Regions from separate parts of the Homo sapiens genome. Here region 1 is linked to region 2. The links are chromatin contacts, found by Hi-C or POLR2A ChIA-PET in ENCODE. All regions are on one chromosome and are shown on one strand. Each heading gives the region's core, a stretch centred on a gene start or an enhancer-like site at or near the end of the contact. The rest is flanking DNA. Distances are from core to core; before and after follow the strand shown. Region 1 overlaps PDE11A (phosphodiesterase 11A). Region 2 overlaps PDE11A (phosphodiesterase 11A).

The links. A loop is a pair of places that touch in the nucleus more often than their neighbours do. ChIA-PET counts read pairs that join two places held with the same protein, here RNA polymerase II (POLR2A).
Region 1: a loop to region 2 is called in a map of K562, with 2.5 times the contacts of the local background. The contact joins two enhancer-like sites. A Hi-C loop is called at or near these places in 4 of 168 maps with a recorded cell type or tissue (K562, heart left ventricle, mammary epithelial cell and 1 more). POLR2A ChIA-PET finds 5 or more read pairs at or near these places in 3 of 52 experiments (HEK293, K562 and MCF 10A).

What each region holds. Positions count from the first base shown.
Region 1 is chr2:177,689,593-177,695,745 of GRCh38, reverse strand. All of the region lies in intron 15 of PDE11A (phosphodiesterase 11A), which reads left to right. The region is part of intron 1 of PDE11A-AS1 (PDE11A antisense RNA 1); the gene reads right to left. Among named protein-coding and RNA genes, the nearest start is that of PDE11A-AS1, 19 kb to the right of the region's middle. Within about 2 kb of position 3,090, at least 3 of the 41 ENCODE cell types and tissues checked have a DNase peak (open chromatin) inside an H3K27ac peak, as active enhancers do.
Region 2 is chr2:177,631,693-177,638,478 of GRCh38, reverse strand. All of the region lies in intron 19 of PDE11A (phosphodiesterase 11A), which reads left to right. Among named protein-coding and RNA genes, the nearest start is that of IFT70A, 16 kb to the right of the region's middle. RefSeq lists an enhancer at 3,251-3,330. Within about 2 kb of position 3,983, at least 6 of the 41 ENCODE cell types and tissues checked have a DNase peak (open chromatin) inside an H3K27ac peak, as active enhancers do.

The DNA of each region.
Region 1 (6,153 bases), core at 1,841-4,340, 58 kb before region 2:
CCCAGGAAGTCCTCTACTAACACAGCCAGGTCACTCCCCTTATTCTACCTTTAGAAGGCCAGAAATGTATCCTCTGGAGAAATAAAATGAAGAGCTCTGAACTGAGGAGAGGCACAGGGTGGGAATGAGATACAGTGCTCAGAAGAAGAGATTAAGTTAAGTGGAACCAGTCTCTGGATTGAAAACCTGTAGGCCATAGCCAAGCACTTAGAAGCTAGGAGTCTATAAGCCATACACCCAGGGTTGTCAGATTTAGCAAGTAGAAGTACAGAAAGTCCAGTTACATTTAAATTTCAGATAAACAATAAATACTTTTTTAGAATAGATAGTTAGATGTCCCATGAAACATTTGGGACATATTTATACTAAAAATTATTTTTTGTATATTTCAGAATAGCTACAAGAGAGGACTTGAAATGTTCCTAACAAATAGAAATGATAAATATTCAAGGTGACAGATATCCTAAATACCCTTACTTGATCATGGCACATTCTGTGCATGTAACAAAATGTCATATGTACCCAATAAATATGTATAAATATTATGTATCAATAAAATATTTTTAAAATAATTATTTTTAACGGAAACAAATTATTTTATCTAGCAATTATACCCCTCCCCCCCCACACACAACTCCCATTTAGCTTTTTAATACCTTACTATTACATGCAGAAAACCAAGAATCACAGAACATTTTTTCAGCATCCGATAGGAAAGACAGAGGCCAAACAAACAGAAAAAAAAAATGAAATTCAGAGAAAACAGGGAGAGGAAGAAAACAAAACTAAAAACTGTTGTTAGAATTCTCAGAGAGCTAAGATATTGCATCCATGAAACAAGAACAGGATGCTTTTTAAAAATAGTAGTAGGAGCAACTATGAAAAAGAAGGCACTTTCAAAAATTAAGAACATGATAGCCAAAATAAAAAAAATCAAATGAAAGCATTAGGAAACACAGGCCAAGGACAAAAGCCAGCAAAATAGAAAACACTGCTATATTTCATTGTATCTCTTTTAGTACTATTTGATTTGTTAACTATGTTCATGTATTACTTTGATAAATATAATTTTAATTAGTTTAAAATATATACTTAAAAATTAAAATCCCAGCTCTGCCACTAATTAGCTGTGTGTCATCAGATAAATTATTTACTTCTCTGAGCCTTTCTTTCAAGTATAAAATGGAGATAACAGTACCTATGTCATGTCTTAGAAATGGTGACATCTACAACCTCATTTGCTTTATAACCTATTTATTTTGCATGTTTTGTGGCCCTTTGGTTGACTTAAATATCATGATCTTTCATCTATTTTCTGGATTAATGCTCCTTGATTTGGGATTTATGGAAAGTCTGTATCCTTTTAATGTTTTATTGCCTGTCCCTGACACTTGCAGGATCTTGTGTTATTTTCCTCAAAGTAGAAGAATTTTCCCAAGCCATCTTTCCAAGTAACTTCTAAAGAGAGAAAAAAAAATATCAACACTCAGAGTCCATTTATCAAGCTCTGTTAGGGATTTGACGAATCACTGAGTGACCACTGGCATGCAGTCAACGAAGTTGGTTGCAACTCGTTTTCTCATTACTCTGTTCTTATCTTAATGCTGCAGCCCCTGCTAATGTTTGCTGACTCCCAAAGAAGCTGGCTTGTTCTCTTTTCATCAGCATTATTGTTTTTTGAGGTTCTGAATAGCTGCCCATTCTCTAATCTAGACTTTCAGAGGATTGATTCACTTGCCTGTCTAAAGTTGCATTAAAATATTGCCATATTTTTAGCCAGAACAATCCCTAGAGTTATAATGAGAGGGAAAGCAGCTACTACAAACTGTCGCCCCGATGTTTTTATTTAATAAATGTGCAATTGTGGAATCGGAAGGATCTTAGAAATGATGCAATCCAATTCATCTCCTTTTTTGCTGATCAGGCACAGAGGTCCAAATGGTTAAATAGCGTAGCTTAGGTCACATAACTCATTATTGGTAAAACTGGAACCCACACCTCCTCTTTCAGGGCTTTTTCTTCAATCACCATGCTTCCCTCTCTAATGGAAGAATCAAGAAATCATTGTCATTTTAATTGGGGATATATTATGTGATAATGTTGACTCTTTCCAGGTGTTCTGTAATCAGTTTAAACACTAGCTTGAGGCCCCTGTGTCCTCTCCCAAAGCAAAGTTGGAGATAAAGGCTTGCATTCAGGTAGTTTAGTTTTGGAAATGACACCAAGAATAAGAGTGAGGGGCTGGGACAGTGAAATGGGGAAGGAGGGAAGCCAGTGAAAGGAAGGACACATTTCTTTGTTGTTCTCCACTATGGTCAGCCAGTCTTGATCCTGCAGGGACCATCTGAGAAGTCTCATATATCGCACTTCAAAATTGTCCGCCACCCACCATCCTCATCAACCAAATGTTGATCTGTGGGATGTTAACTCTCATGTACTTCCATGTTGTGTGTGCCTGATGACTGGGCATTCCTGCAGCTGTCTCATCCCTGTTCTCACACATGAAGTCATGTGTGAAGTGCCAGGGCAGAAAGTATGTGATCCGCAGGACCGCTGAGGCACTGCGTGTAGCAGCAATGGCAGGAGAGGGGTGGGTGAGCCAAGAGGATATTAGGCTCCCCGTACAATTAGTTTCTGGAAGTCTGGATTATTGTTGGTTCTTCTGCCCTGACTACTCAACCTAAAAGTCATGATACAGTTGAAGAAACCAAAAAGGAAGCTCACTGCTTTCCTCCCCTAGAGGGAGAAAGTCACTCTAGGAAAGGGCCAGGCTGGGCAGGGTAGAGCCCTGCCTTTTGGAGACAGGTTTCTGACTCATTCCTAGAGGCAAGATTTCTTGCCATGCTCTAAAAGGAAAAAAATATATGAGATTCATGGAAATGTGGAAAGGCTTTCAAAACATCCACAAAAACTTATGACTTTAATTTCTAAAGACCTTGTGTGTCCTTGGGATTCTATGTCATTCAAATGGCATATGAAAGCAGAATTCACAAGATTAAAATACAAAAACAAACAAAATCCTTAATGTGAATTTCTAAGTTTCACAACCTGAGCCTGGGGGTTAATGATTCACTCTGATTTTCCAACTCACTGAAAACGTTTTCCAGTTACTGCTGAGCAACTTTCTGAAATGATTTCTGTGCCTGTTTCTGAGTCCCTGCAGTGAATAAGGATTTGATAATTAAGTAGTAATTTCACCAGCTTTGAGAGTCGGATCTCTCTTTGCCTCAGTTTCCTTGTCAGCAACAGGGGTATAGGCATATCACCCATTCTAATCTCCTAGGATCCTTGTGGCAGTGAAAAGAGATTAATTTTATGAAAGAGCTTTGACAATGTAAAGTACCTTATAAAAAAAGGAATCACTCAGCCAGAAAACTTAATAAAACATGCACCATAAAAGATGATGCTTGTTGGAGTGGGCAGAGAGATCTAAAATTACAAATGTTATAACTTCAAAGGGATGATACAAATGCCCTGTACTATTTATCTGCATGTAAATCAACAAAGATGACCTATGCACCTTCCACTATTAGTAATAAAAACAACAACTAATACTTTTTGAGTGCTTACTTAGGACCTTTATATATACATTATGCCATTCAACAGTGAAAGCAGTCCTATTAAAATAGGTACTATTATTAATGTCAACCTAAAAGAAAGAAACTGTGGCAAAATTAATATAAGTAGAGAGTTTATTTGAGCCAAGATTGAGGACTGCAACCCCGGAGCATGGATTCAAGTTGCCTTAAATATACAGTCCAATTAGCAGCAGTTACAAGTGGATTTTCAAAAGGAAAGGAAAGGTATTTTCTACATTGTTTACCAAGAATTTACATTAACATAACATAAGCTATTGATTGGCTTTGTTACATTGTCTCTTGTATCACAAATTCTAGGAACATGAAGATAGTGGGTGAGGTAGCTAGTCAGAAACAAAATGACTTTCAACAGTGGCCCCCAAGCATGGGTTAGGGGAGTGGGGAGCGTGACTGAAGTCCCATACTCATTACTCTCTGGGCCTTCAAGGAGCTCAGACTGCTCTGAGCTGTTTTTTCTTTTCTCATTAACCCCACAGTACACATGAGGAAACTGAGGTTTGGAGTGATTCAGTAAATTGCTCACAATATTAAATAGTATATCTGGAATTTGAACCAAGTAGTTGGACTCCAAAATGTTCTTAGTTACTCTGCAGTTATATAGCAGTCCAAGAGTACTCAAGGGGAAACTGGGGCCAATCCAGGAAACATTTGGGCATTAGAAACAGCAGAAATTTGAGGATGCAAATGTCTAAAGCTAGTTCCAAACACACTTTGTGTTAGCATGCTAAGTGTTAGCAATTCAGCTAATGCCAGGCCCCACCACTGGGAGTGCAGGGTGGATGTGGAGGCTCCAAGTCAGTGATACTCGGACCCAGTCTGGTGGGGCTAAGACTGCAATTAGAGGCTTCTTGTGTGAAGTTGAGCTAAGTTGGTGCACCAGGGGTTGAAAATTCTGTAGCTTTAATACAGTCACAGGGGTTGTTGCTATTGGGTAGCAATAAACAGTTTAGCACTGATCCTCAACAGGTTGTGATTACATAACGCTATATCTCATCCTCTAGGTGCCTGCTCCATGCCCAGCACCATTCTAGGCATTACAGTATCTTCCTGTATCAGCACTGAAATGGAAGCTCTATGAATGCAGACACCTTACTCTTTAGCTCACTCTTGGAACCCACAAAACCTGACACACTGCCTGACATAATGAGTTCTCAAAATAACTTTTTGATACTGAATTATCATATCAATGTGCAAGGTAGATATTGTTAGCCCCATCTGATAAATAGGGAAAACTGGGCTTATAGAGGTTGAGTAATTTGTCCAAAGTCACTAAGTTGTCTGTGATCAGTTCTCCATGACACAATGCCTCAGAGCATGATTTAAGCAAATAATTTTCCAATAATTCAGATAAATCCACTTGGGTGCTCAATGCTTTTAAGATCGGCTTCCTAAATTAATCAGACTTATCTTCAAATTGAAAATTTGCCACCTCTCTTTGTGATCTACACTCATCAGCAATTATGGAAAATGCCCAGTCTGATGGTTTCTTTGTATTTGTCTCTCGAAAGGGATGCAGTAAATAGCATTTCTCGAAAGCATCTGATGATGACAGAAAAATGCACTAAACTATTTTAAATTGTTCAATGTGATAGTTTGACCAATTCTTTTAAAAATTAGATTAATATCTAGACAATTCATTTAAAAAAATTACAGTGGGAACTCAACAAATGTTTCTACTGCTAGGCAAACATTCATTCATCATTCAACAAAAGTTTATTAAAAGCCAGCTATGTTCAGTGTCCTCAACTTCCACAGTTGCCTGCGCTCAACCAACCCCATACTGGAAAGGATGAAAGTAAACTGATTAGTAATAAGGTGTTAATGACTGACAAAACTTAAGCCATTACTCTATCCCAAACATTATTATATTTTAACAGAGCCTGATGACTTAACTCATTGAAATTATATATTATTATAACATTAGGTCAGCAGCCCCTGTAGTAGGTTGATGGAGGAAATATTTTGGTAATTCTTGACATATTTCAAAGAATTTTTCCATATACTCATTCCATATCCCCATCCATATGATATCAAAACTGACTAAAAAATGAGAAATGTAGCCAAATAGCACTTCTTAATGGTTTCTTTGTGCCAGGCACTGTGCTAGTTGCTGGTAATGTACAAGCAGATAGGACACGGTTCTTACCTTCAGGGACTCAGAGCCCAGTGGGGAAGAGAGAAGGCAGCAACATCTAGCAGCGAAGGGCTGTGTGGAAGTGAATGCAGGAGCAGCTGGAGTGCGCTCCTTCTAGCCATGGCTTACACAGCTTCTTTGCCTGGTGATTGTGGTTTGAATGAACTGACTGCTGGGGCCTTGTGGTCTCTAATCTTCTGCCATTTTCAACATCTAGAGTAATTCTTATCTCTACTTCCTGCATTTTGCCGGTTTTATTTGTGCCATCAACAAAAGCACAGCATCAAACAAGTCATTCACTCAGGTTCTTGGCAGGCCCTTGTATTATCAGTGCTAGTCTGAAGCAGGGAGAAAGTTCACTTCAAAATTAAATAGAACACTTTTTTTCTTTAGTCATAATAACTGGAGTTAACATCTGTA
Region 2 (6,786 bases), core at 2,734-5,233:
GAGATTATATAGATCATAGACTTGGTAGAAAAAGACATTAAGATAGTTATTATACTTAGATATTTCAGAGGGTAGAGGAAAGATTGAGCATGATTAAGGGGTCATGGAAGATATTAAAAAGACCCAAATCAAACTTCTAGAAAAGAAAACGCTAATTTTTGAGGTAAAAAAAATATAGTAGGCTGGGCGCGGTGGCTCACGCCTATAATCCCAGCACTTTGGGAGGGCGAGGCAGGTGGATCACAAGGTCAGGAGATCGAGACCATCCTGGCTAACACGGTGAAACCCTGTCTCTACTAAAAACACAAAAAATTAGCCGGGCACGGTGGCGGGCACCTGTAGTTCCAGCTACTCAGGAGGCTGAGGCAGGAGAATGGCGTGAACCTGGGAGGCGGAGCTTGCAGTGAGCGGAGATCGCGCCACTGCACTCCAGCCTGGGTGACAGAGCGAGACTCCATCTCAAAAAAAAAAAAAAAAAAAATATATATATATATATATACACGTGTATATATATACGTATATATGTATGTGTATATATGTATATATGTATATATGTATGTGTATATATGTATATATGTATATATATATATGTATAGTAGATGAGATCCATAGCAGATTAAGCCCTGCAAAAGAAAAACTCAGTGACGCAACAGAAACTATCCAAAATGATATAGAAAAGATGGAAGAGAAATGAGCAGAGCATCATTTGAGCTGTGAGACAATGCCAATGGCTAAATATGTATGATTAGAGTCCCAGAGGGAAAAGACAGATGTAAAACATAGCTGAAGACAGGATGGTGGAAATAAATGTACAGAACCAAGATTCTCAATGAAGCCAAGCAGAAGACACATGAAGGACACTACAGCAATGCACATGAGAATCAAATTGCTGAAAACCAGCACTTTTAAAACTTGGCTTAAAAGGACCCAGAAGGGGGAAAAAAGACAAGTACAAAGAGACAAAAACACAATCCAGAACAGGATCTTTGAAGAACTGCAAAAAAATGCAAATACCTTTTCAGTGCGATAGATAGAATTGGAGAGATGGAGAGTGTGCTACAGGCATGCCTAAGGAAGGAGAGTTCTGGTTCCATACCAGAAGACCAGAGAAGACTTCACAGAGAAGACAGAATGTGAGCTGAGTGGCGAAGGATTAGTTCTCTAGGGAAGGAATTTTTTACACAATGCATTAGAGTCAGAAAGACTTAGGTAAACATCCTGGCTCCATCTCTCATTATATGACCATGGACAAGGCACTTAACCTAAGTGAACCTCAATTTCCTTATCTATAAAGTGAAGATGATAAAAGTACCTACTTCGTGGGACTGCTGTGGAGATTTTATGAGATAATGGCCTTTAGGCCCCGGCCCTAGCCCAGCACAGTGAACATTCAATATATAGAAACTCCTCTTATTTCTCCTTCCTAAATGTCTTCAGAAAAAGGAGGTGAGGAAGAGTATGTATTTGGCCCAAGAAGAAGTCTTTCCTTCTCTGCTACCAGAGATGCTGCTGGGGTTCAGACTGTAGCTAGTTACTTTTATTCCTCCTTCTATTTGAGGGGAAGCTGAGTTCATTGAAGACCTGATGGAGACGAGATAATGCTTAGAGGCAGCAGAGCAGTGGTTCTTAACTGGGAAGATGCTGCTCCCCAGAGGACATCTGGCAATATCTGGAGACATTTTTGGTGGTCACAACTTTGGGGAGGGATGCTACTGGCTTCTAGAGCATTCTATAATGCAAAAGACAGCCCCCACCATAAAGAATTATCTAACCCAAAACATCAATAGTACTGAGGTAGAGAAACCCTGCAGTTTCAGTTCTTCACTTACCAAGTGAATGACCACGAGTGAGTTCTTCATCCAGGCCTTGGTTTTTCTTAATTATATATATATAAAGAGGATAATAATAGTAACCATTTCATAAAGTTCCTGAGAAAATTATATGACAGTGTTAAGCACTTATTACAGTCTGACTCCAACTAAGCATTCAGTAAAAGTTTGCTAATGACAGTAAGAGTCCATGAAACACACTGAAAACACCTGTAACTGGTCAAAAATGATTGATATGCTGTAAGAGATTTCAGTAGATTCAAGTACCATTTGGGGAGTTTCTTTCAGAGAGGGAGTAAAATCAAAACCTTCTGGACAACATGATTATGATGCTTCAGTGATACCAAGTGTACTGTGTAGAAATTAGCATCTGGAGTATACAGAGAAGAGAGGGATCAAATTCTAGATTTGTGTATCCTTCTTAGCTCTACCCACCCTCACACTATCTTTCCAAGGCCTTAATCTAAACAGTAGCTATGGTTTCTGTTCCCTCTCTTTTGTTAGTATGGCTATTATAAAAATCCTGCTATATATCTTAAGTAAAATTATATTTGTTGATTCAGTAATATCTACCAAAACGCAAATACACATTCCCTTTCACCCAGCAATACCCATTCTAGAATTTGACTCTCTGATAAACTTCACACCTATGGAGAGGCTATGTACAGGGATATCCATTACAGCATTATTTGTAATGGCCAAATATAAACAATGTTTGGGTTCCATCAAAAAGGAACTGGTTAAACAAATTTTGACAGCAGTGGAATACTAGATAGCCATAAAAAATGAGGAAATCTAATTTTGTAGTGATATGAGTTTTTCCCAAGATATATTAAGAATAAAAGGCAAAGTGCAGATCCCTCTGTATGGTGTACTACCATTTGTAAAAAGGGGCAAATATATTTATGTTCTTACACATTCAGAAAATTTTTCTTGATTATCTACTCAAGACACTGAAAACATCTGTTGCCTCTAGGGGAGGAAACTGAGTGTCTGGGAAATAGTAGAACGGAGATTTTATATTGCACCTTTGTACCGTTTTGTATCCATGGAACTATGTGAATGTGTTCCTTATTCAAAACATAAATAAAATACGGAATAAACTGTATATGCTGGTCACAAGAGAACTCAACAGTGGAGTGTGAATGAAATCAGGAAATAAGTGGGGTCCCTTGGCCACCTAGATGACCAGATGCCCAGGCTGTGTCCCATAGTGGGGCAAGTATCCGAGGTCCTGTCTGCGATGGGCCAGGAGGGAACTGGAAGGAACATGGGGCCCCAGTGATGTCAAAAAGGTTGCCCCAAGGGAGAAGCACTGCATCCCAAATAGGGTTTTTAGGTCAGCATCAACTCTAACCTACACTTGAAACAAAACCTGAGTTATCAGTCCTACACTACTAAAGAAAATTCTGGTTTAAAGAAAGAGCACCCTAAGGATTAGAACCATTAGGTAGAAGTTACAGGGGTATAGATTTCAGTCCAACATAAAGGAACAACATTTTAAAAACAGAACAATCAAAAACTAAATGGACTCCCCTGGGAGGTTGTGCACGCACTGCCTCTGAAAGGGTTTCAACGGTAGCTGTGTGGTCACGCAGCAGGGATGCCACAGAGGAGAGTCAGGTGTCTTGAGGCTGATGCAGCCGCATACATAACCTTTAGAGTTCCTCCGTGTGTATATGGAGAGTGATCAGATGGGTGCTAAGTTTCCCCCCTTCTCTTTCACTGAGGAGCAAGTCAAACTAGACAATAGCATTCTCACAGAACCCATCCCGTATCACTTGATAAGAAACTTTTAAATACTAGAAGCAATTCTCTTGCTGATGACTCACTACACATAATCACCATAAGCCTTGGAATTTAGGTTCGTGGATAAACCCTTGCTTTACTAGTATTTTAATAGTTCCATATTCTCTCAGCTAACTGCATTTCTGTAACAAATTAAGAGTGTAAGAATAAGTCGGCCGGGCGCGGTGGCTCACGCCTGTAATCCCAGCACTTTGGGAGGCGGAGGCGGGGGGATCACGAGGTCAGGAGACGGAGACCACCCTGGCTAACACGGTGAAACCCCGTCCCTACTAAAAATACAAAAAAATTAGCCAGGCGTGGTGGCGGGCGCCTGTAGTCCGAGCTGCTCGGGAAGCTGAGCAAGAGAATCGCTTGAACCAGGGAGGCGGAGCTTGGAGTGAGCCGAGATCGCCCCACTGCACTCCAGCCTGGGCGTCAGAGCGAGACTCCTTCTCACAAAAAAAAAAAAAAGAGAGAGAGAAAAAGTAAGTTTTCAAGATAGGAGTTTTGTTACCTTTGCCTAGAACCAGCACCTGGCCACAGGAAAACGATATTCTAGTATGGCAATTCTGTGTTTCAGGAGAATATAAAACAAAGAGAAAGGAATTCTGAGAAATATGTATTCCTCCTCCCTCCCCAATTTCTTTATTCCATACAAAGGAAGCAAGAAGGAGAACAAAGAGCAAGGATAAAGGGAAGAAAGCTGTTTGGGGCTATGCCAAATAAACTTAAATGGCTTAAGGAATAAATTGGTGGAATGATTCGAATCATGGGCAGGTGCTATGAATGTAATTTAGTAAATGCTTGGGTACCTGCCAGGGAAGAAAAAAATGTGTTGCTTTTAAGATCATTTCCCAGCAGCTTCATAAAAGAAAACTGATTACAGGAATTTAATAAGTAAAACAGAGCCAGAAATATTGTAATCAAATGAGTTTTTAATTACATATCAAGCAGAAAAAAATTCTAATTTATGCTCCTGGGATTAAAAAAAATAAGTTCTGGAGAAATGCTTTTGTAGCAGGAAAATAACATAAACACTAATTTCCATAGGAATTATAGTAGTCAGTTTAATTAAAAGGCTTGATCAGAGTAAAGAGGAGCTGGTGCCAAGCTATACTAAATAAAACCATGGCAGTTGTGGCTCCCTCACACTATTGTCTAAATAAAAACACTATGCATTGAGTGGAAAACAAGCACCTGTATTTTTCTCATGGAAATAAAGGGGATTTTGATCGCTGCTGGAGTTACAATGTTGCTTTGTTTTATTATCATATGAAATAACTAGTAAATTTGATTTAAAATTAGATGTTTCTGTTTAGTGTGATAAATATCACTGTTAAGAGAGAGACAGAACATACTCTGTCTTAAGGACATCGGGCTTTCAACCCCCACCCCCACTCCGTTAACTTACATCTAGTTACATTTTACTCATATTCATATAACTCCCTGGAGCAGAGGATTATTTGAGCAGATAAATTAGGTTTACTAACAGGTGGTTTGCAGTTGTGCTTGGAGTCATACACTCTGGCATTCTAACAGAAAAAGAGCTATTCTTCCTGTTGGAGGACTTACTATTGACTACTCCCTAACCACAGTCATGCTTGGAGAAGGCTTTTCACAAGGTGTGCTGAAATCATAGTGGTTTAATGATATGTTCACCTTTTGTCCCCCTTGTGATGAATGGGATGCACCTGCAAGGTGTTTACACGGGACCAGGGATATAACCCTGTCCACAGAACAAAAAATAGCTAACTAACCCAAAGCATAAAGTGGGAAATCACCTTTCCATAGGCTAATAATCTCACAACTTCTGTGTTCTTTCTTTTATTTCTTTATAAGGAAAATAAAAACTACCTTATAGGCCTTAGTGCAACAAGAAAGGGAAACTTTAATTTGTCAGAATTCTGGGGAGCCTGGGAAAAAACTGGCTGGCTGGCAGTCCAGATCTGTATAAAAGCAGTGAGCTAGGGCTGGGGAGAAAACTGGATTACTCTCCATGGGGTAAAAGACTGTGCCCTTTGAGATGAAAAGGAGTATGTAAGAGTAAGTCAGTGGGTAAGTCACTTCCCCTATGACAACCTCTAAAGTTCGGTACAGTTAGTAGGCATCCAAAATGTTGAGGGTGATGGGATTTCCTGTGAAAAGGGGAAATAAAGTGAAATACTGCATTAGGAATGATGCAGAATGGAGTCAAGAGGGCCAAATAGACTCAAGAAGAAGTCAGAGAGTACAAGGAAGTAAGACTTGGAAATCACTGGCAGGAGTCTGAAAGGTCCCCCAGAGCATGAAATAGATTTGAGGTCTAATCTCAAGTCTAAAGGGTTGGGGAGGCCTCAAGTGACATAAGATTACATTCAAAGAACAATGTCAGAATTCATGAGAGTTGTATACATATGCAAGATGATGGGTGATAGAATTAATGGATAAGAGGAGAGAAGAAAGGAGAGATGGGTATGAATAAGTCAGAAGAAAGGTCCTGGTGTCAACCCTTACCCCAAATTGATGACAACAGCAATCACATTCAATGTGTCCTCAGAAGTTCATGTCTTCAGTCTCCTCATCATCATCACAGTCTCTAAAAACAGGAATGATACAATTACTAGCTGGTTGGAATTGTGCATTGACAAAGGTTGAAGCCATACAATTTCAAGACGTGTATCTTATTATTCCTTGGTTTTTCTTCTTGACTCTTTAAGAGCTTCCCTTTTATGTTACATCCTCAGCAGATTTCTCTATATCTTCATTCTATATGGCAGGCTAGTGTCCTATCCCTGACTTTTACTTGAGAAAAACAATGGTTTTCTCCATAGCTTCCAAAACAAATGGAAAGATTACAAAAGGAAGCCCTAACTTCCTATATGGATTCTTACCTTCCTCCTGTGATGGAAAGGCTAAGGATCATTTATGATCCTAACATGTGGGGGACATGTTTTATCATCTGTAAGATGCACAGTCATTGTGAGGAATAGCTGAGATGAAGTATGCAGAGCAGCTGGCAATGTGTTTAACACATAGGAGGTGTTAGGTGTTAACAGAAGCTCCCCCTCATCCACGTGGGATGCCAGCTTTTTATACTTCTTTCAGACCCTGGAGATGGAAAACAGGCCCAAGAAGTATGAATGCTTAAAAATCCATACATTCTCATTGATTCTGTCCATTTTTAAACTGA